Regions from separate parts of the Homo sapiens genome. Here region 2 is linked to region 1. A link is a loop called in an ENCODE intact Hi-C map of the cell type or tissue named here. Cell type or tissue: psoas muscle. All regions are shown on one strand. Each heading gives the region's core, and the rest is flanking DNA. Links, peaks and the distances in the headings are about the cores only. Region 1 overlaps COPA (coat protein complex I subunit alpha). Region 2 overlaps DCAF8 (DDB1 and CUL4 associated factor 8).

Evidence for each region. Hi-C counts contacts between places; a loop is a spot of excess contacts. Peaks named below come from ENCODE experiments on the same cell type or tissue, not always from the same donor. Only the 100,000 strongest peaks of a DNase experiment are listed, where the experiment ranks them.
Region 2: a loop joins it to region 1, with 6 times the contacts of the local background. A loop is called at or near these places in 10 of 110 quality-filtered maps.

What each region holds. Positions count from the first base shown.
Region 1 is chr1:160,285,616-160,296,197 of GRCh38, reverse strand. COPA (coat protein complex I subunit alpha) reads left to right here. Exons shown (of 33, transcript NM_004371.4): 22 at 49-137; 23 at 339-462; 24 at 1,341-1,430; 25 at 1,605-1,714; 26 at 2,735-2,812; 27 at 2,964-3,032; 28 at 3,578-3,714; 29 at 4,000-4,186; 30 at 4,269-4,379; 31 at 4,702-4,863; 32 at 5,512-5,706; 33 at 5,982-7,604. The coding sequence ends at 6,041. It overlaps LOC107985219 (a long non-coding RNA gene), which reads right to left. Exons shown (of 3, transcript XR_001738265.2): 2 at 9,837-9,881; 3 at 3,372-4,941. Among named protein-coding and RNA genes, the nearest start is that of PEX19, 5.8 kb to the right of the region's middle. In psoas muscle, for the core only: a CTCF peak has its summit at 4,696 (motif pointing right); a DNase peak (open chromatin) is centred at 4,707; H3K27ac peaks cover 295 bases.
Region 2 is chr1:160,237,733-160,248,314 of GRCh38, reverse strand. DCAF8 (DDB1 and CUL4 associated factor 8) reads left to right here. Exons shown (of 14, transcript NM_015726.4): 3 at 4,281-4,355; 4 at 7,945-8,618; 5 at 9,568-9,708. The coding sequence starts at 4,307. Among named protein-coding and RNA genes, the nearest start is that of DCAF8-DT, 19 kb to the left of the region's middle. In psoas muscle, for the core only: no CTCF peak of the experiment used is centred there; no DNase peak of the experiment used is centred there; H3K4me3 peaks cover 1,517 bases; H3K27ac peaks cover 5,941 bases.

The DNA of each region.
Region 1 (10,582 bases), core at 1,187-9,186:
CATGCATTTGGAAATGTACCTATACCACAAAGTCTGTTTTCTCTACAGAGTCCCTGGCCTATCTCACAGCTGCTACCCATGGCTTAGATGAAGAAGCTGAGAGCCTAAAGGAGACATTTGACCCAGAGAAGGAGACAGTGAGTCTTTATTTACATAATTGTCTCTTATTACAGGATTAACTCTAGGATCTTAGAACAATTTAAAATTATGAATGTCACTCTCCCACCTGGTTACCAGGAGAGGCAGAGAAACAAATGAGATCAAAGGAGGCTCCATAACTTTCCTTACGTGACTTCCAAGTGCTATTTGTTTTTAGCCTCTTTTCTTCTACTATTCAGATCCCAGACATTGACCCTAATGCCAAGCTGCTCCAGCCACCTGCACCTATCATGCCATTGGATACCAATTGGCCTTTATTGACTGTATCCAAAGGATTTTTTGAAGGCACCATTGCCAGCAAAGGTAAGTACCTATTTCTCCCATAGCACTTTTGTTGTTTGTTTTGTGAAGAACTGTCCTAGAGAATACCATTAGCATTTAGTTTAACTTGTCCTTTTTTTCTGCATGGAGCCTAATGGAATATTGAAATGCCAGTCATTTATGGTGCAGTCTTAAAAACTTAAGATAGCATTTTCAGGTCATTAAAGAAAATTTGGAAAATAGGGAGAAAAAAAGGGATCCCTCTACTACCATCAATAACTTCGGTTAATATTTTGGTGTATTTTCTTAGGTTTTACTATATATGTAGTCATGTTCTTTGTTCAGTATTTTATCATTCATGACATACAATCTTAAAGGTACTAATTCAACTACCTGTAATTCCGGTATGTGGGTATAGGCAGATGTGTGCTATCACCCTCCACCACTTCCACCCTTAACCTCCTCCTGTTTTCTGGGTCTCCTAGTTCATTTCCCGTGAGTAAGAGCCTAAACAGACTCTTGAGCATTTTGTGCCAAACCCCACTCTTTTCTCCACCTCCTCTATCTACCCTATGCCTGATGCCCTGTACACATTGTAGTGGTGGTAGCTTAGCAAAGCGCTCAGGAAGAAATTCAAGAGTTGGTAGCCAAAGGCTGGTAAGTACAAATTATTTAAGAGCCAGTTTTTGGTAGCAGGAAGGCCAGTTCCTTCCATCTGTCTTCTATTCCCTCCCTCTGTGAAAGCTACTGCAAGTTAGCATAACATATATACCACAAAAATAAATAATACACAAAAATAAATAGTAAGTAGGCAGAAGCTTGGCACCTGTTTTTGAAAGGATTTAACCTGCCTACAGAAAAGGCCGTATCTCAGACTTGCTGGACTATAACCAGTTCCGTTCTGTTCCTTCCCTCTGTAGGGAAGGGAGGAGCACTGGCTGCTGACATTGACATTGACACTGTTGGTACAGAGGGCTGGGGAGAGGATGCAGAGCTGCAGTTGGATGAAGGTAAAAGTGCTGTTTTAAGACTGTTCTGGGGTGATGGACACCTTGGATTGGGACTGGGTTGTGGGTAGCTCTGCAGACTTCCAGGCCATGAAACGAACTAGGATTGATTTTACTTCCTTTGGCTAAGATTATGCCACTGCCCAAATCTGTTTTGAGCTTGAATTTTCCTTACAGATGGGTTTGTGGAGGCTACAGAAGGTTTGGGGGATGATGCTCTTGGCAAGGGACAGGAAGAAGGAGGTGGCTGGGATGTAGAAGAAGATCTGGAGCTCCCTCCTGAGCTGGTATGTGGAATTTGTACCCTTAGAAGGTTCTCTCCGTATCTCCCTGTGGAAGCCAGAGGCCTTATTGTCCCCTACCACTATCCTCAGGTCTCCTATCCTATCCCCTACCACTATCCTAAGGTCAGCCCTTCTGGGAAGGGGACTAGACCCTCCTAGTCTGATGCTTATCTCCCATTTGAAAGAAGGAAGATGGCTGGGCACGGTGACTCATGCCTGTAATCCCAGCACTTTGGGAGGCTAAGGCAGGACAATTGCTTGAGCCCAGGAGTTCAAGACCAGCCTGGGCACCATAGCAAGACCCTGTCTCTATTTTAAAAAGTAAAAGAAGCAGGAAGAACGAGAGAGTCAAAGTTAGTGGCCTTGTCACTTCCATCTATCCTGATATGCTCCAAGAGGAGAGGATGTAGGACTTATCTCTAATCTGATGCTTAACTCCCATTTGAAAGAAAGAAGAATGAGGTAATCAGCGTTCTGCCAGCAGCAGCTTATGAGAAGGTAGCAAGCTGTTTCATCTGAATTGGAGTTTTTGATATGTCATTTTGTCACTGGTGAGGTGGCTCCTATTTTGGCAGCCTTCTCCCACAACTATCACCCCTCTTCCTCAGTGGGGGCAGGGAACAATGTAAATGGTTGTGTTCTAGATTCAACAGAACAAAGTGCTTGAATGGCTTAAAAAATTACTCAATTTGGCTGGGCACAGTGGCTCACGCCTGTAATGCTAGCACTTTGGGAGGCTGAGCCAGGCAGATCACTTGAACTCAGGAGTTGGAGACCAGCCTGGGCAACATGGCAAAACCCCATCTCTACAAAAAAATACAAAAATTAGCCAGGTGTGGTGACTCATGCCTGCAGTCCCAGCTACTCGGGAAGCTGAGGTTGGAGGATTGCTTGAGCATGGGAGGCAGAGGTTGCAGTGTGCCGAGATCATGCCTCTGTACTCCAGTCTAGGTGACAGAGTGTGACCCTGTCTCAAAAAAAAAAAAAAAATTACTCAATACTCAATTTTTGTTTTTCCCCTAGGATATATCCCCTGGGGCAGCTGGTGGGGCTGAAGATGGTTTCTTTGTGCCCCCAACCAAGGGAACAAGTCCAACTCAGGTAAGCGGGAAGAAACCTAGCACGGCAGGGATGAGTGGCTAATACTTGATTGGTATATAACAGGTGTTGGCTACTTTTCTACTATAGTTACAGAGGAGAATAGAGAAGGGACAAAGTTTCACTTGGCTTGGGTTTTTTTGTTTCTTGTTAGATCTGGTGTAATAACTCTCAGCTTCCAGTTGATCACATCCTGGCAGGCTCTTTCGAAACAGCCATGCGGGTAAGTAACCTTGGCTTTTCCTCTTGAGTGTGCCTAGCCCAGGGTCCCCGGGAGATGGTTGACTCATTTTAATCAAGGGAAATTATCCTACCCATAAGGGGAAAGGTGTATATTTTTCATGAAAACTCTTTATCTTTGTTAAGTACACTTGCCTTCCTGTTATCTGCCTTCCACTTGGCCTAGTAATCTCTTAGGGCATATCCTTCAGTCATCTTCCACCCATTTATAGCTTGCTTTCTGGCTCATATCAGTGAGATAAGTACCCCTTTCCAAGCAGAGGTCTGTTTTGAACACTAAGCCAGTATTGTTATAATAACAACAATAATGATAACACTGCAATAACTGCTAACGTTTATTTAATGTTCACTGTGTGCCAGGCACTATCCTAAATACTTTAATAGGTATCATTAAATGAGGTAGGTCTTACAATTAAGTGTATTTTACTGATGAGGAAACGTGAACAGAGAAATTAATTACCTTGCCCAAGGAAAAGTAGCTTTTTATGCAGCAGGGCCAAAATCCTTGTTTCTTTCCTTCTGTTCCAGCTCCTTCATGACCAAGTAGGGGTAATCCAGTTTGGCCCCTACAAGCAACTGTTCCTACAGACATACGCCCGAGGCCGCACAACCTATCAGGCTCTGCCCTGCCTACCCTCCATGTATGGCTATCCTAATCGCAACTGGTAAGGCCCTTTTCTCTTTGCTTTCATCTGTTCCAAGTTGTGGTCGATATTTCAGATGGTAGCCTCAGTGACATAGTCAGAATTCTCTCAGAGCTAGGGTTTCCCAGTAGAAAAAGATCTTTGGTTTGTTACTCTATGGGGTTGGTTTACACCTGCTGTCATCCTCTTCCCCAGCTACTTTAACAGGAGACAGGAGGGTAGCTATGAGGATGTTTGCCAGAAAAGGAAATTGGGTCCTAGTTGCCTACTGACTATCCTGTCTTCTTCCTACTTTTCCCTTTCCAGGAAGGATGCAGGGCTGAAGAATGGTGTACCAGCTGTGGGCCTGAAGCTTAATGACCTCATCCAACGGTTGCAGCTGTGCTACCAGCTCACCACAGTTGGCAAATTTGAGGAGGCTGTGGAAAAATTCCGTTCCATCCTTCTCAGTGTGCCACTTCTTGTTGTGGACAATAAACAAGAGATTGCAGAGGTAGGAGGGTCTAGCCGCTGTCCCAGTTCTGGGCACTTCCACATTCTTGTCTCTGTATCCTGACCTTCTGCCCCCTCTACAGGCCCAGCAGCTCATCACCATTTGCCGTGAGTACATTGTGGGTTTGTCCGTGGAGACAGAAAGGAAGAAGCTGCCCAAAGAGACTCTAGAACAGCAGAAGCGCATCTGTGAGGTAAGATCTATAGGACCCTGAGCACAACAGAGACGTCCTTCCCTTCACCCTTCACTAGGTTTGAATTCTTTAATTTCAAACCCAGATCTGAGTGGGGATGAAGAGAAATTTAGGCCCTTCATTTCTATGAGGGGAGGATACATTTCTTCATCCTACTTCCTCATCTCACCAGTCCTCCATACCTAGGAGGTAGAAGACCTCTCAGCTTTATAGCCCATCATCCTATTTTGTGTTGTGTTTTTTATGCATGTGTAGCAGCTTAGAAATGACTTCTACCAGGTGTAGCATCAACCTGGCATGTGTTCCTTTTTCTGTCCACCAGATGGCAGCCTATTTCACCCACTCAAACCTGCAGCCTGTGCACATGATCCTGGTGCTGCGTACAGCCCTCAATCTGTTCTTCAAGCTCAAGAACTTCAAGACAGCTGCCACCTTTGCTCGGCGCCTACTAGAACTCGGGCCCAAGCCTGAGGTGGCCCAACAGGTAGATGGAACTCCTTCAGTGACCATAGGGAAGCCAGATCAGCTCTTACATGGAGGGAGCAGACCAAGGTCCTTGCCTCTGAAACAAAGCAATAAATAACAACATTCAACAAAAAGCCAACAGAATGCTACCCTCTGTTTACTTCCTGACTTGGTGTTTCCTTTGTTCCTGGAAAATTAATAGTTTATTGAGACATGGCACTCGTCTAAGAGTGCCGTGCAACCTAGAATAGCTCCACTGCAGCTGAAAGTAACCCCAGTCCTGTCCTTAAGCTCCAGATATCCCATCACAACCACCACAAAGCTTCACATACACATCTCATTACTTGTGTCCTCCAAATGCATTCTTTTTGGGTGATGGAAGTCTGTTTTAACCCTTTCTAGGACCTGACCCTGATAATCTCTAGAGTTGGTGGAGGAATGTGGGTCTAGATTATGGAGCCACTTTTGTATTGAGAAGGGGAAAGTTTGATACAATAGGAATGGTGATTGTTAACCCTTCACATACATCCAGTACAGAGGTTGGGACCTCTTTTCACGCAGTACAGTTGTGTCTCACATCAACGGAACTACCAAACCATGGTGTTGGGATCCTTTGAGGTGTTGTCTGCAGCCTTCTGTCCTCCTAAATACTCCTTCCTTCCCCTAGACCCGAAAAATCCTGTCTGCCTGTGAGAAGAATCCCACAGATGCCTACCAGCTCAATTATGACATGCACAACCCCTTTGACATTTGTGCTGCATCATATCGGCCCATCTACCGTGGAAAGCCAGTAGAAAAGTGTCCACTCAGTGGGGCCTGCTATTCCCCTGAGTTCAAAGGTCAAATCTGCAGGGTCACCACAGTAAGTACTGTCCTCAATAAATATATCTAGGATATTGAGCGAAGGGGAAAAAGAAAGAAACATGGTGGTCCTTTTTTTCTTCTTGTGCTTGTCCCCTGCTCCCTGAGGCAGTGACACTGGAGAAAGCTAGAGCATCTCCCCACTGCTCTTGGCCAGTCAGTGATGAACACCCCAATACCTGTCTACTGTGCCCATTGAGGGGTATAGGGAATACATTTTCTAGGGTTCTCAATCTTACAAATCTCTAACTTGTTCCTTTGTTTGTTTTTCCACAGGTGACAGAGATTGGCAAAGATGTGATTGGTTTAAGGATCAGTCCTCTGCAGTTTCGCTAAGGCCCCCTTTGTGTGCATGGGTCAGTCACCATATGTTCCCCCCAGAGAATGTGTCTATATCCTCCTTCTAACAGCACCTTCCCCCTGCAGCTACTCTTCAGATCTGGCTCTCTGTACCCTAAAACCTAGTATCTTTTTCTCTTCTATGGAAAATCCGAAGGTCTAAACTTGACTTTTTTGAGGTCTTCTCAACTTGACTACAGTTGTGCTCATAATTGTCCTTGCCTTTCCAGCTTAATTATTTTAAGGAACAAATGAAAACTCTGGGCTGGGTGGAGTGGCTCATACCTGTAATCCCAGCACTTTGGGAGGCTACGGTGGGCAGATCATCTGAGGCCAGGAGTTCGAGACCTGCCTGGCCAACATGGCAACACCCCGTCTCTAATAAAAATATAAAAATTAGCCTGGCATGGTAGCATGCGCCTATAGTCCCAGCTGCTCAGGAGGCTGAGGCATGAGAATCGCTTGAACCTAGGAGGTGGAGGTTGCATTCAACTGAGATCATACCACTTCATTCCAGCCTGGGTGACAGAGCAAGACTCTGTCTCAAAAAAAAAAAAAAGGAAAACTCTGTGATGGACATTTGTTTAGTAAATCCCTTCAGTATTTATCCCTCCTTTCCCCACAGCAGCTTTCTTTCCTGTCAACTAGAAAGGAGCAGGATGTAATAAATACATTTTGGTGTGACTAGGCCACACCAACTCTTAATCATCTCCCATTTTCCTTAGACATTTAAATTTCAAGGCAGGTACCCTCTGTGTACTCAGAAATTTGAAGAAGTTATTTGGTTTTCCAAAATGCACACTGCGGGTTATTGATTTGTTCTTTACAACTATTGTTCTCATATTTCTCACACTAAATAAATCTCTATGAGAGCTTCTTGACTTGGCCATTTATTTCTTGGACACTCTCATGTTCTTGTTCACCCATGCAGGCACCCCACCAAAGTACATATCTTCCTTCCAGTAATAATTTTTAATTACAAAATAAACATCCACTATTGGAAAAAAAAAAAAAAAGCTAGCCGGGCATGGTGGTGGGTGCCTGTAATCCCAGCTACTCTGGAGGCTGAGGCAGAGGATTGCTTGAACCCGGGAGGCGGAGGTTGCAGTAAGCTGAGATCGCGCCACCGCACTCCAGCCTGGGCGACAGAGTGAGACTCCATCTCAAAAAAAAAGAAAGAAAAAAAGAAGCACATGTTTTTCATAGGGTATATATGAGGACCTAAACTGCTGTGAAAATGATAGAAAGCAAGTAGCTCCCTTATTCTGTTTTTGATTGCAGCCTTTTATCTTTTGCTAATTATAGCAATATTTATTGAGCACCTGCCATGTGACTGTCACTGTTCTAGATATTTTACATGTAATATACAGATAAAAGAATAGTACTTTATATATATTACAATGATACAATGATTACATTAACAATACAATATTTTGCTTGTCATATGCTAAGAATAATTGGGTAGAGTGACATTACTGTGCCTTCGATTAAAATAAGTACTTTTTTGCGTGTTAAATTCATGTTTTCAATAAATAATAAATGCATATAGTTGAAAAATCAGTAAATATAAAAAGCTATTCTGTGACAAATCTTTCCACCCTTTCATCAGCCACCCAGTTCCTATCACCTTCCCCTAAACAGGTAACCACTGTTACCAGCTTTCTTACATCCTTCCAGAAATTTTATATATATATATATATACACACACACACATATACATGCACATGCTGATATCACTATGCCATTCTCTATCTCCTTTTATACACAAATGAAACCACACTATTTAACAATTTTGTACCTTTGTTTTTTCATTTAACATTTTTGGTATTTTCTCGTATCAATATATTAGGGAGCTTCACTTTGTTTTTTACTTCTCTTCATACTATACGTTGTATTTTTTAGCTTTATCTTAAGAGTTGCTTTTTTAAACAGCATCCCTAAACTAAGGCTGCCTTCTCAACAGAGTACATACTACTAATGAGATTGTGCCATTGCACTCCACCCTGGGGTACAAGAGCGAGACTTCGTCTCAAAAAAAAAAAAAATGTACATATTAGCCGGGAGTGGTGGCTCACGCCTGTAATCCCACCACTTTGGGAGGCCAAGGCAGGCAGATCACCTGAGGTCAGGAGTTCGAGAACAGCCTGGCCAACACGGTGAAACCCTGTTTCTACGAAAAATACAAAAATTAGCTGGGTAGGGTGGCAGGCACCTGTAATCCCAGCTACTCAGGAGGCTGAGGCAGGAGAATTGCTTGAACCCGGGAGGCGGAGGTTGCAGTGAACTGAGATCACACCATTGCACTCCAGCCTAGGGGACAAGAGCAAGACTTTGTCTTAAAAAAAAAAAAAGGCCGGGCGTGGTGGCTCACGCCTGTAATCCCAGCACTTTGGGAGGCCAAGGCAGGCGGAACACGAGGTCAGGAGATCGAGACCATCCTGGCTAACATGGTGAAACCCTGTCTCTACTAAAAATACAAGATGTGAAATAATTGTGACTCCCAGGCAAGAATTAGAATTTGTTCGATAAACTGTGGAGAACCATTAAATCCTTAAGGAACAGAGTGATATGAAAGCGTTATAAAATACTGTTATTCAACAGTATTCGCTATACATTAGAAGGGCAGAAGGAGCAGTCAGTAGGTCAGTAAATACTGAGATGAGATGTTAGGAATATTAGGAGTAAAAATAGAAAAGCAGAAAGAAGTTTAAGAAATAATGCAAAGAAAGAATCATGCTTGTTTTTGACTCCATTTTAATTATCATCTATTATCTTTTAATTAACATGCTTATATTACATTAGTTTAAAGCCAATTGACCAAGTGTAGTGGCTCACATCTATAATCCCAGTACTTTGGGAGGCCAAGGTGGGCATATCACTTGAGGTCAGGAGTTAAAGACCAGCCTGGCCAATATGGTGAAACACTGTCTCTACTAAAAATACAAAAATTAGTTGGGCATGGTGGCGCGAGCCTGCAGACCCAGCTACTCAGGTGGCTGAGACAGGAGAATCACTTGAACCCGGGAGGTGGAGGCTGCAGTGAGCCAAAATTGCACCACTGCACTCCAGCCTGGGCAACAGTGAAACTCTGTCTCAAAAAATAAAACCAATAGAGATGCCTGTTGATAGACAAGTTTTCTTTTTTTGACGTGCTTGTTACAACTATAGCCATATTGGAGATACACGTGTAAGCAGTTTGAATGAGAAAGTCTGGAATAAATTATGTTGCAGGTGTTGGAAAACAGGTTTATCAGGAAAGGATTTGATTACAGAAGTTTAGAATTGTAAAGGACTTCAAAAGTGATTAGTGGCAGAATTGGGGCTGGAATTTAGGCTTTCTAACTCACAGTTCATAATATTTTGATCCCAAAACACACTACTTGTGGTTGGAAGAAAACAGGTTTTGCAGATATGATTTTACAAGTCTGTGCCCTATCTGTGAAGGACATAGTAAGTGCTTGATCTGGTGCTTGATGCAGTACTCAAATGTGTGTTTAGGAAGCTAAGAATGAAAGTGATGAGGTGACTTAACACAGGATTTTTTTTCATTTAAAATTCTTACCTTGTATCATACTGTGTGTATATCTCATCATACCTCCGGCTCACCCCCACTTAGCTACCTTACAGCAGGGGGTGGTCCTGATTTATCTCTCTGTCCTCACTGTGCCCAGAACAAGACCTTAATAATAGGTGCTCTCTAAGTGCGAAAACAGATTTGTATGTGAAACAGTTGCTACATTCTGACATCTGAATAGAACAATTCCAAAGGAGGAAAGGGACGTCTAGAGTTACCTCTATCTGAGCATTCCCCGTGTTCACTCAGTTGGAGGTTGGGTTCTGTGTGGAGAAAAGGAGATTGTTCAGGGAAAGTAAGTCTATTACTACTGCATTCGAATTGCCCTGCTCAGTCCAAGGTACCAGAGGCTCTCTTAATAACATGGAGTTCTAAGTTCCTGGCCGGCCCTGTGTCCTTTAATCAAACAGTTCTAATAGATAATAGGAAATGAGAGATGCCACTAGATTGGGCAGACAGATGTGCCTGATTAGGGACTGCGAGAGCAAAGAGTGGCCAATGAATGCCTACTAAGTTTTAAACCCTAGCCTGGGAGTTGGGCTTTACAGCAGTGAAGACAACAGACGAAAATCTTTGCGTTCATGGTGTTTAAATTCTGCAGGGTGGGGAGCGGAGAATAAAAAAGTACGGTAGATAGTATGTCAGATACTGTTCAGTGTTAGGAAGAAAAGGAACGGGAATGGCCAAGGAAAGCGTTTCAGAAAAGATAATATTTGAGGGAAACAATGAAGTGAAGCCGGGCGCAGTGGCTCACGCCTGTAATCCCAGCACTTCGGGAGGCCGAGGTGGGCGGATCAGCTGAGGTCCGGAGTTCGAGACCAGCCTGGCCAACCAGCCTGGCCAACATGTTAAAACCCCGTCTCTACAAAAATTAGTCGGACGTGGTGTCGCGCGCCTGTCATCCCAGCTACACGGGAGGCTGAGGCAGGAAGAATCGCTTGAACCCGGGAGGCCAAGGCTGCAG
Region 2 (10,582 bases), core at 1,805-9,804, 49 kb after region 1:
TTTTTTTCTAGATGGAGTCTCTCTTTGTCACTCAGGCTGGAGTGCAGTGGTACTATCTTGGCTCACTGCAACCTCCACCTCCTGGGTTCCAGCGATTCTCTTGTCTCAGCTTCCCCAGTAGCAGGGACTACGGGCATGTGCCACCACGCCCGGCTAATTTTTGTATTTTTAGTAGAGACGGGGGTTTCACCATGTTGGCCAGGCTGATCTCGAACTCCTGACCTCAGGTGATCCACCCGCCTTGGCCTCCCAAAGTGCTGGGATTACAGGCCTGAACCACCGCTCAGATTTATCAGAATTTATTAATTTTGATAAATCCAACTGATTAATTTTTTTGTATGTGCTTTTTGTGTCCTATCCTAAGAAATTGTTGCCTAACCCAAGGTCACAAAGGTTATTTTCTTTGTTTTCTTCTGGAACTTGTGTTGTTTTAAGTTATATTTAGGTCTGTGATTCATTTTGACTTAGCTTTTGTATATTGTACAATGTATGGATTGAGGTTCTTTAGTTTTTTTCTTTTGGCAGTTGAATGTTCAGTTATTCTGGTACAAGTTGAGCATCCCAAATTAAAAAATCTGAAATCTAAAATGCTTTGAAATCTGAAACTTTTCGAATGCCAACTTGATGCTCAAAGGAAATACTCGTTGGAGCATTTTGGATTTTGAATTTTCTGATTTGAGATGCTCCACTGGTATATTGCAAATATTTAAAAATTTGAAACACTTCTGGCCCCAAGCATTTTGGGTAAGAGGATACACCGGACAAGGGATACGTAGTCTCTTATGCAGATCTTTCATCATATTAGAGGAAAAGAGCAGCCCCAGTAGTTTTAAACAAGAGACACTTGGTATCTCTTTTACAGAGTACTCTTATCCAGCGTAGTAAAGTCTTTCTGCCTGGTTTTTAGTTAATATTTTGTCATGTAATTGGTTAAAAATTTAAGGCTTTATTCTTATTAAGACAAGAAAAATCTAGGTCACTGGAATTTCTTAGTGAAATTAAAATGGCACCTGGGTCTTTTTTCCTCACCCTCCAGTGGGTTACTCTTTAACCTTCAGTTTGGCAGGAGTTATGGTTATTTTTAGAGTAGGAACAGTGGAGCTAATCTAATTAAACTCCTCCAACTACCTGGGACAGTGAGCTCATCAGCTTTTCCAACCTCAGCAAGATTAGCTTTGGACTAGATTTTACATGAAAGTTGATCAAAGTAAAAATAGTGGATTTGTTGGAAATACAGTGAAAAGTGAAGAAGATAGTTTGGATTTGAATCAAATATGTTCTCTGCAGACCTCAGTTTATAAAGTTAAGACTGTATTCTTTGGTAATGGAAAAGATTTTTTATTTTTTATTTTTTTGGAGACTGTGTCTTGCTCTGTCGTCCTGCCTGGAGAGAAGTGGTATAATCACAGGTCACTGCAGCCTCAACTTCTATGGCTCATGTGATCCTTCCATCTCAGCCCTACCCCAAGTAGCTGGGACTACAGGCATATGCCTGACTGATTTTTTTCTTTTCTGTAGTGACGGGGGTCTTCTTATGTTGCCCAGGCTGGTCTCCAACTCCTGCCTCGGCCTCCCAATGTGCTGGGATTATAGGCGTGAGCTGCCGTGCCTGGCTGGAAAAGATTTTTCAGTGGCTCCTATACTTGACACCTAGGGCACAGCATCTCTGCCTCCTTGACTGATTTATAGAGACAAGGGTCTCACAGTTCTGCCCAGGCTGGTCTTGAATTCCTGAGCTCAAGCAGTCCTTTCTCAGCCTTCTGAGTAGCTGTGATTACAGGTGCATGCCACACCTGTGAGCATCAGGTTCCTGCTCAAAGTTTTCACTCATATAGGTTCATAATCAAAGTTTGGAGACCACTGCTCTAGAGTATCCTTCTGCAGAAATTTTGACATTTAATTCTACTTACTTTTATCATCTGTGCACATGTATTTTCTAGAGCAATTATGAGTCAAAAGTTCAGGCAGTCTGGGCTCCTGTAGGAGTTGATGCTTGGTTTTGAGAGAGGTTCTCTGCAGCTGCTTTTGAATTCTCTGGGAGTGGATAATAGTGGGGTGAAACGTATGGTAAAGAGTTTTGATTATGGAGGTGGGAAAACATCAGATCTGTTCTTCATGTTACACTGGTCTGCTTATTACCTTAGTTTATAAGTTTTTTTTAATTTTTTTTTTTGAGACGGAGTTTGCTCTTGTTGCCCAGGCTGGATGGGGTGCAATGGCACGATCTCGGCTCACCACAACCTCCGCCTCCCAGGTTCAAGCAATTCCCCTGCCTCACCCTCCCTAGTAGCTGGGATTACAGGCATGTGCCACCATGCCCAGCTAATTTTGTATTTTTAGTAGAGACAGGGTTTCTCCATGTTGCTCAGGCTGGTCTCGAACTCCTGACCTCAGGTGATCTGCCCTCCTCGGCCTCCCAAAGTGCTGGGATTAATCTTAACAAAGTAGTACATTTTCCCCACTTGATAGGAATTAATATAATTTTAAACTCTAGATGGAGAAGATAGGCTCCTATTCTAAAGAATATAAACAAGGACTGTTGAGAGGGAAAAACAAGTGCTGTGTGAGGAATGCTATACAAAACTGTCTACCTCAAAAATGAGGAAAACAAAATGCATTGCAAACAGCTTCTCACTATTTTTCTTCATGTTGCTTCACATATCTGTTTTTTGTTGCCATTGTCTTTCATCATCACCCTTCCAGGTGTCCCTTCCTGAAGTTCAGTCAGCTTCAGCCCCAGTCTTGCAGTATTTCTATTCCCACCTTGGCCTATTATGAACAATCTTTGGGCTACTGTCTTTTGACAGAGGATACTTTTAATGAAGCAGCTTAGATTTCTATAGAGGGTAGCGGAGGAAAAGATAAGGATGAGGCTGCTTCTGGAATAATTGTCATGGGAATGAAAGGGCTGTTGAAAGATTAGAGGCCAGTGTGCCTGGGTACAAGGACTGGGGTCATAATTATACTTTGTCTTTTACTAGTGCCTTTTGTCCAAGTCACTGAAAGGGCTTAATAAAATTCTGGTCTGAATAATATTATTCTTTGCTCTTTGGAATTTACTGGAGGTGGCAGTGAGGCTCTGAAAAAAATATGAATGTTTTATAGTGGCATAAAAGGAAGTGAGTTAGATACCCTGATTCCTTGTTAAGGAAAGATGAGTCTGGTGAAAGCTGGTGCTGTTAGGTGAAACAGTGTTTGCCATTATATGAAATGGGATGAGATGGTTTAATGGAAATGTTGCCTTTTTCTTCCCCACCTTTGTCTTTGTGCTTAGAGACTCTGACTGTTAGTCCTAAGGGAAACAAAACAACTTAAGCTTCTTTCCTAGGGATAGGGTGCTCCTGATTTCTAGTTTCAGCTCTATAATCCTTAGTATCTGTGCCTTTAATAAGTTTGAAGTTAGTTGGGCTGGGCGTGGTGGCTCATGCCTGTAATCCCAGCACTTTGGGAGGCCGAGGCGGGCGGATCACTCGGGAGATCGAGACCATCCTGGCTAACACAGTGAAACCCCATCTCTACTAAAAATACAGAAAGGTGGGCATGGTGGCAGGCGCCTGTAGTCCCAGCTACTTGGGAGGCTGAGGCAGGAGAATGGTGTGAACCCGGGAGGCAGAGCTTGCAGTGAGCCTAGATAGCGCCACTGCATTCCAGCCTGGGCGACAGAATGAGACTCTGTCTCAAAAAAAAAAAAAGAAAGAATAATAATAATAGGTTTGAAGTTAGTCATCTGAGTGAACAGAAAGCTCAATCTCTTCCCCCAAGAGGTTGATTTCTGTTGATTTGTGTGTAAAATGATACTCAGAATCTGACCCACCTCTTTATGTTGTGAAAACAAGTGTTGTACAGAGTTTGAGGATACATATGTCACTTATTTACATTGGAAGATTCTTGCCTAGGGGGCAATGCTGAAGTTAGCTTTATGTATTGAGTTGAGACTCTTGGCTTGCAGTACCTGTCATTTGATATGTGCCTCCTGTTCCAGGTTTTATTTTAGTTCCCACTTTCGCATCTGAAAAATCACTGCCAGTTACTCAGTGAGTGAAGTAAAGAGATGGCACTTGACCTCCCCAAAAATATATCATTATATGGATTTTAAACATAGGGAAGAAAACATAAGGAAGAAAAAATTTCACAAGCTGAGAAGACCTGTTAAGCATGCATACACAAATCATTTTTATAAAAATGATAAAACCTGTACATTGTTAAATCTCCTTGTCCCTATTGTCTTCTTTCCCAGGTGGTTTCCTAATTGTTTTGGTTTCTTCCTCTCCCAAACCCAGGCTGGCTACAGCAAACATCATTCAAGATGTCCAGCAAAGGGAGCAGCACAGATGGCAGAACAGACTTAGCTAATGGTAAGGGGCCAAAATGAAGGTGAAGCTATTTTTACTATCAACTGAGGTTGTCCTCCTCCCTGCAAGATAGAGTGGAGGCCTGGATTTTAGTGGAGAGAGGGAAACTTTCCTGTGTTGTTCTGAGTTTAGGAAACTACACAGGAAACACCTTGGACTATATTATGCTTTTGCTTCTTCTGATTTTATCTGATCATTTTCAAAATATCAATAACAGAGCTGTACTTCTAAGAGGTCAAGTGGTTTGGAGTTCTATAAAGCTATAAGGATGGGCAGAACCTAGGAAATGCTGTTAGTAAAGGAGAAAAATAAAATCTAATGGCTAGTAGGAACAAGGGAATTTTAGGGAAGATGAGCTTCCCAGTTATATTGAGAGGTCCCTTTCCACAGTAAGTAGTAGTTTGATAGAGAGATTACATGGCTGGGCATGGTGGCTCATGCCTATAATCTCAGCACTTTGGGAGGCTGAGACAGGCAGATCGCTTGAGCCCAGGAGCTTGAGACCAGCCTGGGCAACATAGCGAGACCCCGTCTTTTTAAAAAAAAAAAAAAAAAAGGTGATTACATAAGGGATGAAGTTACAACCCAACTAGGAGTGGGACATCTTTCCCCTCCTTATTTCCTTTCCTTACTTCCCCTCCCTTCTTTCCATTTATTTCCTTCCTTCCTTCCTTTCCCTCCTCCTTCTTTTCAGGACCAGTGCTGCCAAGTGTCAAATCACTGGCTTTAGGGCAGATTTGAAGGCAGAATATAAAAATTCTAATAGAGTATAACTACCACCTGGGTTATTTAACCAGCTCTTCACCTCTGAGCCAACTTTTAAATTAGAGAAGCCGCCTTTAAATGGATATAGTTGGGCAGCACAGAGTCCAGCATTCCTTAGCACCTTGAAGGTCAGGATAACAGGCTAAATTCTAGTTGATGTGATTGGAGGAAGGATAAGTGAGATTTTCAACATGCTTTTTTATTGCTCCATATGTTCTTATCACTGCCATTCATTCATCTTTTGTAAAGGAAAGTGGTTCATATTTTTCACTGGGTTTAGTTGAAAGGCACAGGGTTCTAGAGGAGTTAAAGTATACTATTGATTTGGAGCTTGACCATTAGCTAGGTCAAGGATTGGCAAACTATAAATTGCAGGCCAAATCCAGCCTGCCACTTGTTTTTGTAAAGTTTTATTGGAATACAGTCATGCCTGTTCGTTTATGTAGTGTCTATGAGTTGCTTTTGTTCTACATACTGGAGTTGAGTAGTTGTGGTGGAGCTCCGTATGGTCTGCAAAGCCTAAGGTTTTTACTATCTGGCCCTTTACAGAAAAAATTTGCAAACCCCTACTCTAGATCTTGGTGATTTACTGTTGGGGACTTCTTGATGAGCTTGTGATACCCTCTGGCCCTTATGTTAATGTGGTAAGGCCTCCAAAATTGTCTATATTTGTTACTCATAATTTTAACAATAAACACTAGATGTTTTGGTGTTTTATTTTTTCTTTTCTACAGACCTGTTAGGTTGGTGTTTCAGTCCCTGCTCACCACTCCCAAGCTCAAGCCCAGCTGCATTTCAAAAAACTGTAACTGCTAAACTTTCGTAGCATATATAACAGGCTCAGCAAATGTGGTCCTTGGGTTCAAATTTCTGTACTTCATAACTTTTTCTTCCAGCCCCTAGCCCAGTTGTTTTATACTGTGCTCTTAGTTGAGGCTTTTTTTTTTTTTTTTGAGACAGAGTTTTGCTCTTGTTACCAAGCTGGAGTACGGTGGCACAATCTCGGCTCACTGCAGCCTCCACCTCCCAGGTTCAAGCGATTCTTCTGCCTCAGCCTCCCAAGTAGCTGGGATTACAGGCACATGCCACCACGCCCGGCTAATTTTTTGTATTTCTAGTAGAAATGGGGGTTTCACCATGTTAGCCGGGCTGGTCTTGAACTCCTGACCTTAGGTGATCCACCCGCCTTGGCCTCCCAAAGCGCTGGGATTACAGGTGTTAGCCACCGCGCCCAGCCTGCAAGAACTGTTTATGTCTTCTGGGCTTCTGTTACTGCTTGAATCAAAGCACTTGTATTGTTGATCTTTTTTCAGTATTGGGTTTTGCTTAAGAGTACATTGCTTCAGAGCTCTTCACAAATTACTGCTCTAATCCACATGACTAGGCAATAAGGTGCTCCACCTTTGAATCCTTAAACATCAGTGTGGTATTGGAGTTGAATAGCTCATACTGGATGGTCTGCCTTTCCTGACAGCTTTTACTTCTGGCGGATAAAATTTATAGCCATCTGAGGAAAGGAGGCCCATGAGCAGCATTTAAAATCTTTATTCTCCCCTTTTTTCTTCACACCTTGACTTAGGTTGGAAGTTGTGGTTGTATTGGCTTTAGAACATTCCTCAAGTTCTCATTGGAATTGACTTGACTGTTGTGAGTTAAGAGAATGCAGTATGTAGTTATAGGAGATAAGATCGATAAAAGTGACCTAGTTATTTAACTATCAGCATAGCAGACCTAGAATATACTGAACTTTCGTCTTAGGCACCACTATAGTAGCCCAGCTTTTTATCAATTTTATATATGCTTCCTAATAAAACTGTCTCAATAGAGAGACTAAAAATGTGTGACTAAGAATTATATTAAAAAATTCAAACTAATGGAAGTAAGTCAAAATATATTTACTAGCAAAAGGTGAGCAAGAACCCACTCAAATGATCACAATTCCCACTTACCCCTTCAGCTTGCTTTCTTAGTGAATTTTAGAAACTTAGGTGGGGAAGAAGCTTAGGATTTAGGTGACAGAAGGTGTAGTGGTACTTTCTTTTTTTTGAGATGGAGTCTCGCTTTGTCGCCCAGGCTAGAGTGCAGTGGTGCGACTTTGGCTCACTGCAAGCTCTGCCTCCTGGGTTCATGCCATTCTACTGCCTCATCCTCCTGAGTAGCTGGGACTACAGGCGCCCGGCTAATTTTTTGTATTTTTAGTAGAGACGGGGTTTCACCATGTTAGCCAGGATGGTCTCGATCTCCTAACCTCGTGATCCACGTGCCTCGGCCTCCCAAAGTGCTGGGATTACAGGCGTGAGCCACCGTGCCTGGCCTGATACTTTCTTAAAGTAGGAAATGGTGCAACACCACATCCATAAGTCAAGAGTGATTTTTATCAGCTGGTTTCCGTCTTTCGCTAAGAAGATGGCTATGCTAGCTCTTGCTGGAGTTGGCTCTTCTTTTTATATTCTGTTTAATTATTTGCTATAACTTAATAAATGCCCATCCAATACAACAGAGCCAATGGTAGATGTATCAGGCACACTTTTATACAATATGCCAATGTTTTGCCTCTTGAGAACTTAATATAATCTTAGATTGTCCTGAGATTCTTTGCTTTTGTTGAAGTATTTTATGTGTGTGGATTTGATCTTAATCTTTTCAATTTCTTGTCCTTTACAAGATTTCCCCTCAGAGGGTACTCTCTGTAATTATTTGTAATGAAAACACTTGGACCAAAGTTCATTTTTTGGTCTTTTGATGTGAAGATTTCTTAGACTAAGGTGGTCACTATCCTGTTTTCTTATTTTTCCCTCTCCTCTACTCCTTCCTCACTAACATGCAGGAAGCCTGTCTAGCAGTCCAGAGGAGATGTCTGGAGCTGAAGAGGGGAGGGAGACATCCTCAGGCATTGAAGTGGAGGCCTCAGACCTGAGTTTGAGCTTGACTGGGGATGATGGTGGCCCCAACCGCACCAGCACAGAAAGTCGAGGCACAGACACAGAGAGCTCAGGTGAAGATAAGGACTCTGACAGCATGGAGGACACTGGTCATTACTCCATTAATGATGAAAATCGAGTCCATGACCGCTCAGAGGAAGAGGAAGAGGAGGAAGAAGAGGAGGAAGAAGAGCAGCCTCGGCGCCGTGTACAGCGCAAGCGGGCTAACCGTGACCAGGACTCATCAGATGATGAGCGGGCCCTAGAGGACTGGGTGTCCTCAGAAACATCAGCTCTACCCCGACCTCGCTGGCAAGCCCTCCCTGCCCTTCGGGAGCGGGAGCTGGGTTCAAGTGCCCGCTTTGTCTATGAGGCCTGTGGGGCAAGAGTCTTTGTGCAGCGTTTCCGCCTGCAGCATGGGCTTGAGGGCCATACTGGTTGTGTCAATACCCTGCACTTTAACCAGCGCGGCACCTGGCTGGCCAGTGGCAGCGATGACCTGAAGGTGGTGGTGTGGGATTGGGTACGGCGGCAGCCAGTACTGGACTTTGAGAGTGGCCACAAAAGTAATGTGTTCCAGGTGAGGCAAGGGAGCATAATAGCAACTGAGAGAATCAGGCATGAGTTAGAGAAATCTGAACTGCAGCATGGATTGGGAGCTGATAGTGAGTTATTGTAGGAATTACATATCGGGACATGGCCCTACTTTGGCTCCCCTAATGACCTAAATACACTGAAAGACTCTTGGCAACCCTAGATTCCTTGAGCATGTGGACTGTTGGAAGCCTCATAGGTAGGGTGCATGCAGCTTATTAAATGTGTGCTGGTAGGAGGCAGTGTAGTATAAGCACAGGCTCTTGAACCAAACTGCCTGAGTTCAAATCCTAGCCCTTCTGCTTACTAGCTCAGTGATCTTGGCCAAGTTATTTTACCTTTGTCTTCAGTTTATCTGTAAAATGGGACTAATAACACATAGGGTTATGAGGATTAAGTAACAATAGAAGCTAAGCAGTTAGAACTGTGACTGGTACTTAATAAACATTTGATAAATGTTAGCTTATACTGTTGTTATTCTGGAAAGATTTTACTCCTTGGCCCCATCTACTGTACTGGTACCAGCCATTTATCCTAAGGGTGTTCTCTTTTCTTCCCTGACATTCCCCCTATTTTCCTTTTTCTTTGTAGCAAATTTATATTTACTTTCTTAATCAAAGTAGATTTTTCCTCCTCTATTCCTTTTCTCCTCTGCTAGATACAGTCCTAGTTCATCTGAGCTCTTATCATGTGCCAGTTCAATCTTCCAGAGCCAACTGAAATGCTCTCTTACATCAAAGGAAGTTTTTTCTCTCCCTTTCCTTTAACTCCTGGAAGAAATTGGGCTTAGCCAGCTGTACAAGAGTAGGAAAGCTAAGTTTCCAGCTGTCATGTAAGAAAAGGGGGTAAGTTGAGGTCATCATCGTATTTTTTATTCTCAAGTTTACCTCTCTCATTTCTTTTGTGTGTCCTTTTTTTCATTTTTAACACCCCAGGCCAAGTTTCTTCCTAACAGTGGTGATTCTACTCTGGCCATGTGTGCCCGTGACGGGCAGGTTCGAGTAGCAGAACTGTCTGCCACACAGTGTTGCAAGAATACAAAACGTGTGGCCCAGCACAAGGGAGCGTCCCACAAGGTAAGTAAGACCTTGCTCCAAAATTTGTGCAATCCAAATCCTCTGTGGTTCTCAGCCAAGGTTCTCCCTTATCTCTGCCCATTGTGTCACATTTGTTGTGGTCATGTGCCTCACCTCTTTCAGTCCTAAGATTTGTGGTTAAGAAAGGAGCAAAAGCAGCCACCCTAAACTCCTAGGAAGGCAAGTATCTGAAAAGTCCCTAGATCATGCATTCATAGTATTTGGCCCCTAAGCTAAGCCCTAGTTGGTTTGGAGATCTTTGAGGTCTCCTGTGCCCTCTAAACCTTTTACATTTATTGTGATTTTTTAGGGTATTTTGACAGTTTCAAGGTGCTAGTGGTTTATTCCTCTTGTGTGAGAGCTTCAGCTTACCTGCTCAAACTCTCAGTTCACAAATAGCACTGTTTCTGGAAGCCCTATTTAAAGCTGGGAATATAGGCCAAATAATCCATGGTGGCAGCTAACAAGGAGTTAAGAGCTGCCAGTTTTAAGGTAGGCATGGTGTTGGTCTTTTGTGCCATGAAAAGAGGTTGGTACTCTCTTAGAAACCCTAAGCAAAAATATAGGTGGACCTGGAGTATCCTTTTCTAGCCAAGGCGGCCCAGGATATGTGAAAATTACCTATTTCTTTGATTCTTAAGTCTACTCCTAACCCACTAGTTAACTGATTTTCAGTTGTAAGGAACTAAGATGTAAGGAATGAAGTTGGACACCATTTCTCTCTGCACTTAAGGGTATGGAATTGATTTTATTCGAGAATGAACTGTTGCTGGGTGTGGTGGCTTATGCCTGTAATCCCAATACTTTGGGAGGCTGAGGTGGGAGGACTGCTTGAGGCCAGCAGTTAAAGACCAGCCTGGGCAATATAGCAAGA